Linked DNA regions of Homo sapiens: region 2 is linked to region 1. The links are chromatin loops, found by intact Hi-C in ENCODE. Cell type or tissue: ascending aorta. All regions are shown on one strand. Each heading gives the region's core, and the rest is flanking DNA. Links, peaks and the distances in the headings are about the cores only. Region 1 has its middle 7.8 kb from the start of PRELP. Region 2 overlaps BMNCR (bone marrow associated non-coding RNA).

Region 1 (5,376 bases), core at 305-5,304:
TCTCTTGGCATGGACACCTCATGACAGTGCTCTGGATCCTCCATCGTGCTATTTCACGAGCCACAGCCATAAAAAGTCTTTATCCTTTACTATGTACCTTTGGGGTCAGACAGTCGTTATGGGTCCTGGTGCCCTCAGATCATCCTGTCTGCTTCCGTATTGCTCATTTGAGGCTGTGAGTAAGCTTTTAGCGCAGAAGCAAGCATGCCTTGCTCCATGGAGCACTTTGACTAGTCCCCAGGCCCCTGCTACCCTCTCTGGGCACCGACCTGGGAGGGAGAACAAGGATAAAGCCAAGCGTGGCCCCACTTTCCCACACCATCAGCTGGGAGACTCCCTTCTCTTGGCACTCTTGGGAAATGCCAGGCTGACCAGGGATACACAGCCCCTCTGCCTGAGGCATATTCCACAGAAAGGCAGAGCCAGGCTTTGTAAAGCGTGGGCGTAGGGGTTCAGGGAAAATCCATAAGTGAGTGTGTGCGAGTGGAAGGCAGAGTAAGCATAGGAACAGAGGGGTCTGCTCAGGTGGGCTGCCTGCCAGGGAAGAATGCCAGCCTAGGAGGGCTCAGGCAGTAGACAGGTAGGGAACATGGCTGGTGACATCCTGCAGTAGCAGTTCCAAGCCTGGGAGGCTGGGGAGGGAGTACATGGACTGAGCATGTTCTTGGTATTGGTCTTTGCCTCTGGCTGGGTCATTTGCTTGTGGTGGGGCAGGAGTCGGGAGGCTCACAGGCTCAGAAGGCAGCGGGGTGGGCAGACACGTGGCCCAGCCCCTGAACCCTGTGATTTGGCTCTGAACAAGGCTAGGGCTGTGCACGGGGGGTTAGAAGGAGGGGCCTGGAGAGGCCAAGAGGAAGACCAAGCACCACTCCCCGAGCTGCAGGCCAACCAGTCATTTTTCCAGACTGGCCAAGCAGAACAAAATAAAGGAGAAATAACAAAGAAAGGAGGCCGAAGCTTGTGGGAGAAATGAGGGGAGTGGGCGAGGGTGGGTAGCACCTGCTGGAAGAGATGACAATTCTGTTATTTCATTGAAAGCCACAGTCTGTACCAGGCCTCAGGAGAACACCTTTCCAACCCAGTTTGACACCAGAGCTTATGTGGGCAGGGACAGAGTCATATCATGTCTTGTTAACACACACATAAACACACACTCACTAGCTCAGAGCCTGCAGATTACCATTCATTCTAAGGGCATTTATCAGGACCGCATAGACAGCGTGAATCCCAGAGTCAGGCTGCCTGGGTTCAAATCCCAGCTTCAACCCTTACTGTAATACCTTAACACTTACTGACTGTATGATAACACTCTGCTTTAGCTTCCTCATCTGTAAAGTGGGGATGGTAATAATAGCTCCTACTCCTGAGGCTGTTATGAGGATTAAATGAGCCAATGCCCTGTAAAGCACATGCATGGCACATAGTAAGTACTCTGTAAGGGCTAGCTATCCTGACCATTATTATTTAATTATTTGCCAGGAGCTGGGTTTCTGCCTTGGAGACCCTTCAATCACACAGTAGGCAGACGTGGAAACAAGAAGTAACAGTGCTGTGCAGAGCTGTGGCCCAGGGAGGCACAGTCAAGAGTGAGCTCACTCTGCCCGTGGGAACCGAGGAGAGCCTCACACAGGAGGTAACATTTGATTTGGGCCTTGCAGGATGAATAGGAATTCCCCCAAATGGAGAACAGGAGAAAGAAGGACAGCTGAACTCAGACTGGGCAAAGGCATAGAGGCATAAAAACTCAGGGAACCAGCCGGGTGCGGTGACTCATGCCTGTAATCCCAGCACTTAGGAAGGCCGAGGCGGGTGGATCATCTGAGTTCAGGAGTTTGAGACCAGCCTGGCCAACATGGCGTAACCCCATCTCTACTAAAAATACAAAAAATAGCCAGGCATGGTGGTGCGCACCTATAATCCCAGCTACTTGGGAGGTTGAGGCACGAGAATCGCTTGAACCTGGGAGGTGGAGGTTGCAGTGAGCCAAGATCATGCCATTGCAATCCAGCCTTGGCGACAGAACGAGACTCTGTCTCACAAACAAAACAAAACAAAAAACGCAGGGAACCAGGATCCCATGAGTCTGGTTCTCTGGTTCCACAGGAACTATGAAAGGAAATGAGAATGGCAAGAAAGTCAGGTCAGGCTGCAGGGTCTCAAATGTCATGCCAAGGCATTTGAATTTTATTCTATAAATACCTGAGAGACATTGCAAAATTTTAAGCAAGGGAATTACATGATCAGGTTTGTGTTTGAGGAAATAACACACTTGTTCGGTCATGGAAAACAGATTAGAAGATGAGAAGCCTTCAGGAAAAAAATAAAAACAGGAGGATTTTGCAATTATTCAGACAAACACGCTAAGAGGAGAAAGTGTTCTAGCGCTTCTCGGCTCACTGCCCGATTCCTGCTGGGGCCAGAGTGCAGGATCCTGAGCGCCTACTCTGTGTTAGAACCATGTAGGTCTTGGGACTCCAAGTAGGAATCCGGTTTGGCACAGGCCCATGGGAGCTTGTGGATAAGGCAGACAGGAGAGCAGAGAAGGGCGAGGAAGTGGCACGGTTCCTGGGAGGGCCATCCACTGGGGGACTGCTGCAGCAAACGGAGAGACCAGGGGTCAAAGAGGAGAGTGCTGTCGGGAGAGCATCCTAGAAGATGTAACACCTGGGGGGGTGAAGGGCTTTCTTTTTTTCTTTTTTCTTTATTTCTTTCTTTCTTTTTTTTTTTTTTTTTTGAGATGGAGTCTTACTGTGTCACCCAGGCTGGAGTGCAATGGTGTGGTCTCAGCTCACTGCAACCTCCACCTCCCGGGTTCAAGCCATTCTCCCGTCTCAGCCTCCCGAATAGCTGGGACTACAGGCACATGCCACCACACCCTGCTAATTTTTGTATTTTTAGTAGAGACAGGGTTTCACTATGTTGATCACGCTGGTCTCAAACTCCTGACCTCGTGATCCACCCGCCTCGGCCTCCCAAAGTGCTGGGATTACAGGTATAAGTGAAGAAGGGCTTTCTACATGGAAGGAGCAGTGGGCAAAGGCATGCAGAGGTGAAATCTCTTGGAGTACTCTGGCTGCTGTGAGACAGTCACATGCTTGGAGTCTAGACTTTGAGAAACAGGGCTGGAAAGGTAAGCAGGAGACAGACCATGGAGCTTGGACTGCATTCTACAGGTCTAATTATCAGCAAAGGGCACAGATCAGAATCATTCTTGATGACAGCCTGGAAAACGCACATGTATTTGAACCAGCATCTCTAGGGCTGGGGCCTCAGGCACTTTCAGGAACACTTAGGTGAATCTAACATGTGCTGTGGGCCAAGAACAATGGTCATGGGGACAGGGAACCATGCAAGGTGACCTGAGGAAGAGTCAGGTGGAGGGTGGAGGGCAGGGAGACCCATCAGGACACCGTAGCAGTGGGCCAGGGTCTAGAAGAAAACAGTGCCATGACAGGAGAGAGGGGGCCAGCTGTCAGGCCATCGAGGAAATAGAACTGACTGGACTTGGAGAGTCCAGGGCGTGGGGAGCAGGGTGAAGGGAACAGTTGAAAGCAACTCTGTCTTTTAAGAAGGAGTAACTGAAACCTAGATCAGTGGTTCTTAACAGTTTTAAGTGCAAAGATTTCTTTTCAACTTAAAAAAGAAGTATGTGATGATAGTTGGACTTGTATGAATACATAATGACACAAAGCTACATGAATTTAAAGATGATTTTAAATAATCTGCATTTTATTCATCACAACAGTATACATACACACAAACAAGAACATCATAGGAAGACGACCTGGGTTCAAATCTTATCTCTGCCATTACTAGATTTGTGACCTTTGGAATGTAAACTGTCTGTGCCTCAGTCTCTCACCTGTTAAATGAGTATTATAGAAGTCCCTGCCTCATTGAGCTAAGAAGGGTGGGCTAAGAAGGGTGCTTTGCCTATAATAATTCTCAAGAGGCTTTATTATTGTTACTGTTATTCAATTTAGAGACGTTGCTTGGTGCACAAATGGATGTGGGGACCCCCAAGGTCATGTGTGGGGGTCCCTGGCAGGGCTGCCTTGCTCCTGCCCTCCTAGACCTTGTAATATGTGGCATAACTGACCACACATGTCCACAGACTGGCCATCGTCGCAGGATGCAGTGGGACTGTGCCTGTATGAGGCAGTGTCATTACCCAATAGTCTATTACGTGGAGCAGGATGGCATTTGGAAGCTTGCTCAGGATGATACCTGGAACCTGGATATTCGATCCAGGTGCTTGTGACTTGCTGTGACTTGTGACTTTTACAACATAAAATTAAATTAGGCTGGGTTTCAGGATGATGTGATTGGGAGATCCCAGAACCTAGGAGGACCTCACCTTGGAAGGCAAAATGCCATCACCACTCACTCGAGCCTGGCTTCTGGGAGACCTAGGGAAGCCCAGAGCAGTGCTTACTGAGCAGCCCCAGGCTAGTGCTGTCTGCTAACACCAGCTGACGGTGTAGCCTTTGCACTTAGGCCTAAAAGCCATGTCTATAGCATTCGTGTATCAGCACCCTCTTTCCCACCAGGTGTCAACAGCCCTCTCTCTGTAGGACTCTCTGTAGGACTGCTCAGATGGTCCACAAGCTGACAACCCCTCAACAGGATCACGGACAATTTGCACAGAGGGATTTAGGGGTTCTCCAGTCCGGCTGTGCTCACTGTGTGGTCGACAGATAAGTTTTATTTCTTCCTCCGCTGCCTTTGCCCTGTCCCTTCCTCTCATCGAAACAAGCAGATCAGATCTGTGGGGAGGCAGGAAGCAGAAGCCGCCCGCATGTGCCTTTGGCTTCATTTTCCATAAGCCTAGGTTCTTGGGGGCTTCTGGGCATAGACACAGTGTCTTGGCCAGAAGAAAGGGGAACATGGAAACTTCTTTCCCCAGAAAATAAAAGGGCCCCTGGCTTTAATGTGCATGTAAAAGGAGTTGAGCTGGAGGAGAATGAGAGCCCTGAGAGAGGGAATCGGGGAGCCTGCCCCTGGCAGAGTGCCAGGCAGCCAGCATGTTTCCAGAGAGGAAAGTTCCTGCAGAAAGTTCTTGTCCCCTACATGTAGCCTAGGAAATGTCAGAGGGCTGCTCGGCCAGAAGGGGCCTGGTGGGATGGAGGGTGTGCCCCACAGCAGCATCAGCCAGGAGCCATGTACGTCCCCTCCCCACAGACACCCTCCATCCCCGTTGGAGCTGCCACTGCATAAACCTGCCTCAAGCTGCTGGGTGGCCCCCCACGGGTACCAAGGACTGAGATGGAGTATTTCACGATCCTGGTGAAATGAGCACTTGGATCCAGAAATTAGAGAAGTGAAATGATAGGATAAAGTTGTGTTTCTGTCACTACTGAGCTGATGGACTGCCTT
Region 2 (5,376 bases), core at 303-5,302, 66 kb before region 1:
ACCAAAAAATACAAAAATTAGCCAGGCGTGGTGGTGCATGCCTGTAATCTCAGCTATTTGGGAGGCTGAGACAAGAGAATTGCATGAACCCGAGAAGCGGAGGTTCCAGTGAGCTGAGATTGCACCACTGCACTCCAGCCTGGACGACAGAGTAAGACTCTGTCTCAAAAAACAAACAAACAAACAAAAAAGCTATTGATTTTTAAAAAATGTTCGAAACACATTTATTTTCTAAATCACCTGAAGTTGACTTATATAAGATAATTTCAACAAATAAAATGTTCAATGAAAAATTGTGGTATGCAACGTACTTATGTCATTACAAGTTGAGGAACAAAGATATTTTTTAAATTAACTGTAGGTTTTAGGGAAACATTTATTATACAGTACTACCAAAATAAAAGTGGATCCCTAAGAACAGCTCAAATACCCAGTGAAGTATTAAGAGGTTAACTATAATTTGTTTTCAGTCATATTCAGAAAATTTAATGTGTTTACTTGCTTGTTGAGTCTTTACAAGTTTAATCTTTTTGGCTTTGGTGATTAACTTTTAGTACCTCTTTCTTTTCCCTAGCTGATTAAGTTTGGCCTACCTATCAACAAAAATCTGCCAGTATCTTTGTGATCACCAGAAAAGCCCTTGAGTTTCCAGCGGTATTTCTTTTTAATTTCTGTAAGTGCACTTATTATTGCTTGAGATCCTCAGGAGTTTTGAATCTAGCCTGGCATTCTGTATCTCTTTCTAGCAAATCAACATAAACAACTCCTGAGATTGCTCCAAAGTATTGCATACAAAAGCACTTACAACTTTAAAAATGGGTAAAAATCAACCAGGCATGGTGGCTCACACCTGTAATCCCAGCACTTTGGGAGGCCGAGGTGGGTGATCACTTGAGGTCAGAAGTTTGAGACCAGCCTGGGAAACATGGTGAAACCCCATCTCTACTAAAATACAAAAGTTAGCTGGGCGAGGTGGCGCACACCTGTAGTCCCAGCTACTCAGGAGGCTGAGGCAGGAGAATCACTTGAACCTGGGAGGCAGAGGTTGCGGTGAGCTGAGATCACACCACTGCACTCCAGCCTGGGTGAGAGAGCAAGACTTGGTCTCAAAAAAAAAAAAAGGGTAAAAATCGTTGTGTGTGTGTGTTTGTTGTGTTTTGTTTTGTTATAGTCACACCTGTGTATCAAACACTTCCCCTGGGGCATTTCAGTCCTTGCCCTCTAGCAGGGCACAGTGTGATGGAGGAGGGTTCAGAGAGCTCCCAGCCAGATGGGATGTGCTTGAGCGTGTATGTGTGTGCATAGAAATAAAGATCATCAAAAAGACAACAAACGTAAAAAAGCAATACAGGAACACATTTAGTGAGCACATGCTACGGGGATGCTGGAGAGAAGAGGCCAACTCAGGGACGGAAGGCAGGGACACCCTCTCTGGCTCTGGAGCACTGGGACTGACAGTTGCGACATCCATAATTCATAGCCCATCAATCTTGGAGGGTCCTGTGCTCTGACCCTTTTAAAAATGACCCTCTTCTCTGATAGCTGAGCCCTCCTTGGAGGCCCAGGGCAGAAAGGTTTCTCTGCAAGACATCCTCTGGTGCCCAGCATGATGGATGAGGAGGCCAGAGCTGCTCAGGGCAGCTGAGGCCAGTGGGGCTGAGTGGGGAGATAAATATAGCAGCAAATCCAGCTCTGTGTATAGAGAGTGCGGAAGGCCAAAGGGCAGTGCCCTGGGTAGCATTGAACATGTAAGAGGTGACTTAACAAGCGCAGCTCGTGAAGGAAACAGGGAAGGAGCAGTCAGAGAAAGGTGGAGAAAACAAGCAGTGTAATGCATCATGGAAGCCAAAAGGGAAGACAGCTTCACCAGGACAGCGGAGACGCCAGCGGTGCCTGCAGAGTCCTCCAGAGAGGCCCCTGCCATGGAGGGTGGAAACGTGCCTCGTGAATTTGATCAGTAAGAGGTCCTTGGGGAGCCTGGGGAGAGCAGTATCAATGAAAGGTGGAGGCAAAAACCAGGTTTCCATGGGCTGAGCAACAAATAGAAAGTGAAGAAGGGATACTAGGAGTCAGATTGTCAGATTTAGCAAATAAAAATACAGGATGTTCACTTAAATTTCAATTTATCTGACATTTGAATTTCAGATAAACAATGAATAAATTTTTAGTATAATAAGTATGTCCCAAATATTGCATGGGACATACATAAACTGAAATAATTATTTGTCATTTATCTGAAATTAAAGTTCAAGTGGGCATCATGTATTTTATGTGGCGGTTCTAACAGGTTAGCGTGTGGACTTCTCTCCCAAACAACTTGTCTGGGAAGAAGAGCTGATTGCTAGAGCCATAGCTAGAAAGGGACCCCAGTCAATGGAAAGTTGTATTTAGGATGGGATCATCTAAGCGTGTAGCCCAGGCAGCACTTTCTGTAGCCTGTTTGTAGGCCGAAGAGAAAGAAGGAGAGGCTAAAGACACAGTTGGGAGAATGCTAGATTATTGAAACCATGGGCCTCTAATCAGGACCAGCAATCATTTCACTGGATCCACCCATAAAAAGCAGAAAGTCCCTCCCCAACACTCCATTCCACTAAAAGCTCAGAAAAATGCAAATTTCCAACATTGATTTGCAAGTGTATTCCCGCTCCTGCAAACTGCAGGATTGTGGATTTCATACAAACTCTATCCAGTAGATTTTTGTTTCTTTTGTTCTTTTGTTCTTTTTCTTGGTGTTTTAATGGACCACCATAGCTGAAAATATTTTGCTAAATAGAGCAATCCACTTTGCCAACTTCAGCATTTCTTAAAATTCTGTCACCAGATAGAACCATTTTTAATAGCTAGATTCCATAACCAGTTCAGGCCTCAAGCCTAGGTCTTTTAAAGCGAATGAATCAGATTAGTGCTGAAATCGAGCTCCTCCTTCCTCTTTTTCTATTTTTACTCTTACTGCTAATGGCGAAGTTATCAAAGCCTCTTTTGATGATGAAATAATTGTATCATTGAATCATCACATGACTGAGTCAACAGCTGTTTTTCTTCCTCATCACACCAGTTTCCAGGGTCACATCTGGCTTGAGAAACTTGAAGTCTGGTGTCCTTTTGTTTATTTTTGTTCCTTTTCCTCTAATTCCTTAGATTTCTGCCAGATTGGGAGCCTTCATTAGTGTTTTGTTTCTGTGTTCGTGAGACAGAAAGGCAGACAATGGTTTTTTTCCCCTTTCCACAAATGCTAACTTGAAGTCTTGTTTTGTTTTCATTCACTTTTGAGGCAGAGTCCAGCCCACCAAGTCGAATTCTTTGCTCAGTTTTAGGCATGTAGACCCCACAGCAGAAGCAGTGCTGTGGCTTCCGCTGTCCTTCCTAAGAATGTCCCTGGCTGCTAACTGTTTGGATGTTCCCCTCCTTCACTAGGGACTTTGAGACTGTTAATAAGAAAAAAATAACAACATTGGGCTACACCAATTTCCCTTCTCTCAAATTGCTTGTTCTATGTTAGTTTCAAAACAAGAGTTTGCCACCTTGGTTTTAAAGAGAGCACTAATGGACTGCCCCCAGTGCTACCTGTTCTGTTTCTAATCTGCTCCAGGATCCGACAGAATCCATATAAGGTAGAGGACAATTGCTTTGAACAGACATCCTCAAGATAGTTCATAATTTTGCCTTTGGTTTTCTCATTTGTAGCACTCAGGATAGAGCTTGGTCTTCTTTGGTGCCTGAGATTTAGGATTGGGCAGGAGGAGGTTATGTTTGGGATCTGCTTTCAAGTAAAATATCTCTACCAACTAATGAGTAATTTAAGATTCTCTCTCTATATGGTACTTATCCCAAGAGGTAGACAAGTACAGACGGGGTGTAGCTAAAGCTGGGGCCATGGCGGGACAGGAAAGTTTCTTTATGGGTCAAAATACTTGCAGTGTTAAACAGGCATGTTACCAAAACAGGTTCCCTCAGGGTGATGGCTCTTCGTCTGCTAGGCTGACCAGGGGGCCCAGATGGTGTGCCTGATATCTGGGAGGACGTCTCCAAGAATGTGTGACTTAAGTCACCTCACCTGGAGGTTGAAGGCCTTACATTATTTAAGCCAGAAAGGACTTCGAAGACCCTGTAGCCTCAGGGCTCCCAGACTTAATTTCATGGTCTATTACAAGTTGGAAGTAAAATACTGTAAAAAGTAACTGGTTGTCGATAAGTTTTATTTTGCCAGTTGAGCAAATAAAATACTCACCTTCTGTCATCATTTCAGAAAAGTACCTTTTAATGTAAAAAATATGGAAGACTTATTCTCTCACTCTTAACATAAAGGATATATATCCCTGTCCTTCCCCAGAAAGTCAGTATTAAACTTACACTAACAGTACACAAATATACTGTATTATATGTCTGTGTGTATCAATATGCATGCACATCATCATCCTCCTCCTTACTTTTTCCTTATCACATGGGTAGCTGTAATGTAGTGATTTAGTACGTGGACTCTGGGACCAGGATACCTGAGTTCAAATCCAGGCTCTACCACTTACCATATGAAGACCTTCAGGTAAGTTACTTAACCTCTCTGAGCCTTGGTTTTATCATCTATCATGTGAAGGTGTTAATAAGAATACATACTTTTCCAGGTGGTTATGAGATTAAATGAGTTAATATATGAAAACCACTTCACACAAAGGAAATACCCAGTAATTCATAGCCATTGTTATATTATTTTGCCACAGACTAGTGAAATCTTTATAAATTGGTATCTGGGAACCACTGACAAAGCACTCCTTTCCTTTTCCATATAAGGAACAACTTAAGTCTAGAGTGGGCATGATTTGTCCAACTCAGGTCATGGCCAGTCAGTGACTGGCATGGGCATAGAACTCAAGTCTGCTGACCAAGTCCAATGCATCTCTGAGGTTTCCTGGAAAAAAAAAAGTCAGTTAGGCAAATGACTGGAGGGTAGGATGGGAATCAGTGAACATGGGCTGAGTGTGTGCATAGAGAGGGGCGGGGAGCCAGCACTTGAGCAGAGCACACTAACCAGTTTGGGAACCCCAGGGAAGTCTGGCCATTGCTGTCTCCTTTCTCTTTCCTCCAACCTCAGAGAAAATGAATATAGGAGCAGGTGACAGCCTGGGGTTGGGGGTCGAGGGAGTCTGCACGTGGGATGGAGTAGGTCGGTAGCAATGCACTTCTACCTCTTCCTCCTTCAGCCTTCAGTCCACCCATAGAACATACGGCTGAATCTCCAAAGTCCTACCTCTTACGACTCTGCTGGTACAGTCTGTTGGATGGAGGTCCTGCCCCTCCCAGGCACCAATCACCAGAGCAACCAAGGCTGGAAATAATGCTCAACCCTTCCACTCATTTTTGCTGCTGTGGTTTGGGGACCAT

Evidence for each region. A loop is a pair of places that touch in the nucleus more often than their neighbours do. Peaks named below come from ENCODE experiments on the same cell type or tissue, not always from the same donor. Only the 100,000 strongest peaks of a DNase experiment are listed, where the experiment ranks them.
Region 2: a loop joins it to region 1, with 6 times the contacts of the local background. A loop is called at or near these places in 3 of 110 quality-filtered maps.

What each region holds. Positions count from the first base shown.
Region 1 is chr1:203,465,361-203,470,736 of GRCh38, forward strand. No RefSeq gene overlaps it. Among named protein-coding and RNA genes, the nearest start is that of PRELP, 7.8 kb to the right of the region's middle. In ascending aorta, for the core only: no CTCF peak of the experiment used is centred there; DNase peaks (open chromatin) are centred at 801, 1,771, 2,041 and 2,451; H3K27ac peaks cover 4,317 bases.
Region 2 is chr1:203,399,800-203,405,175 of GRCh38, forward strand. BMNCR (bone marrow associated non-coding RNA) reads right to left here. Exons shown (of 3, transcript XR_001738390.3): 3 at 4,934-5,376. It overlaps LOC102723529 (a long non-coding RNA gene), which reads left to right. Exons shown (of 7, transcript XR_922438.3): 7 at 1-293. It also overlaps the pseudogene LARP7P1. Among named protein-coding and RNA genes, the nearest start is that of BMNCR, 5.1 kb to the right of the region's middle. In ascending aorta, for the core only: no CTCF peak of the experiment used is centred there; no DNase peak of the experiment used is centred there; H3K27ac peaks cover 3,829 bases.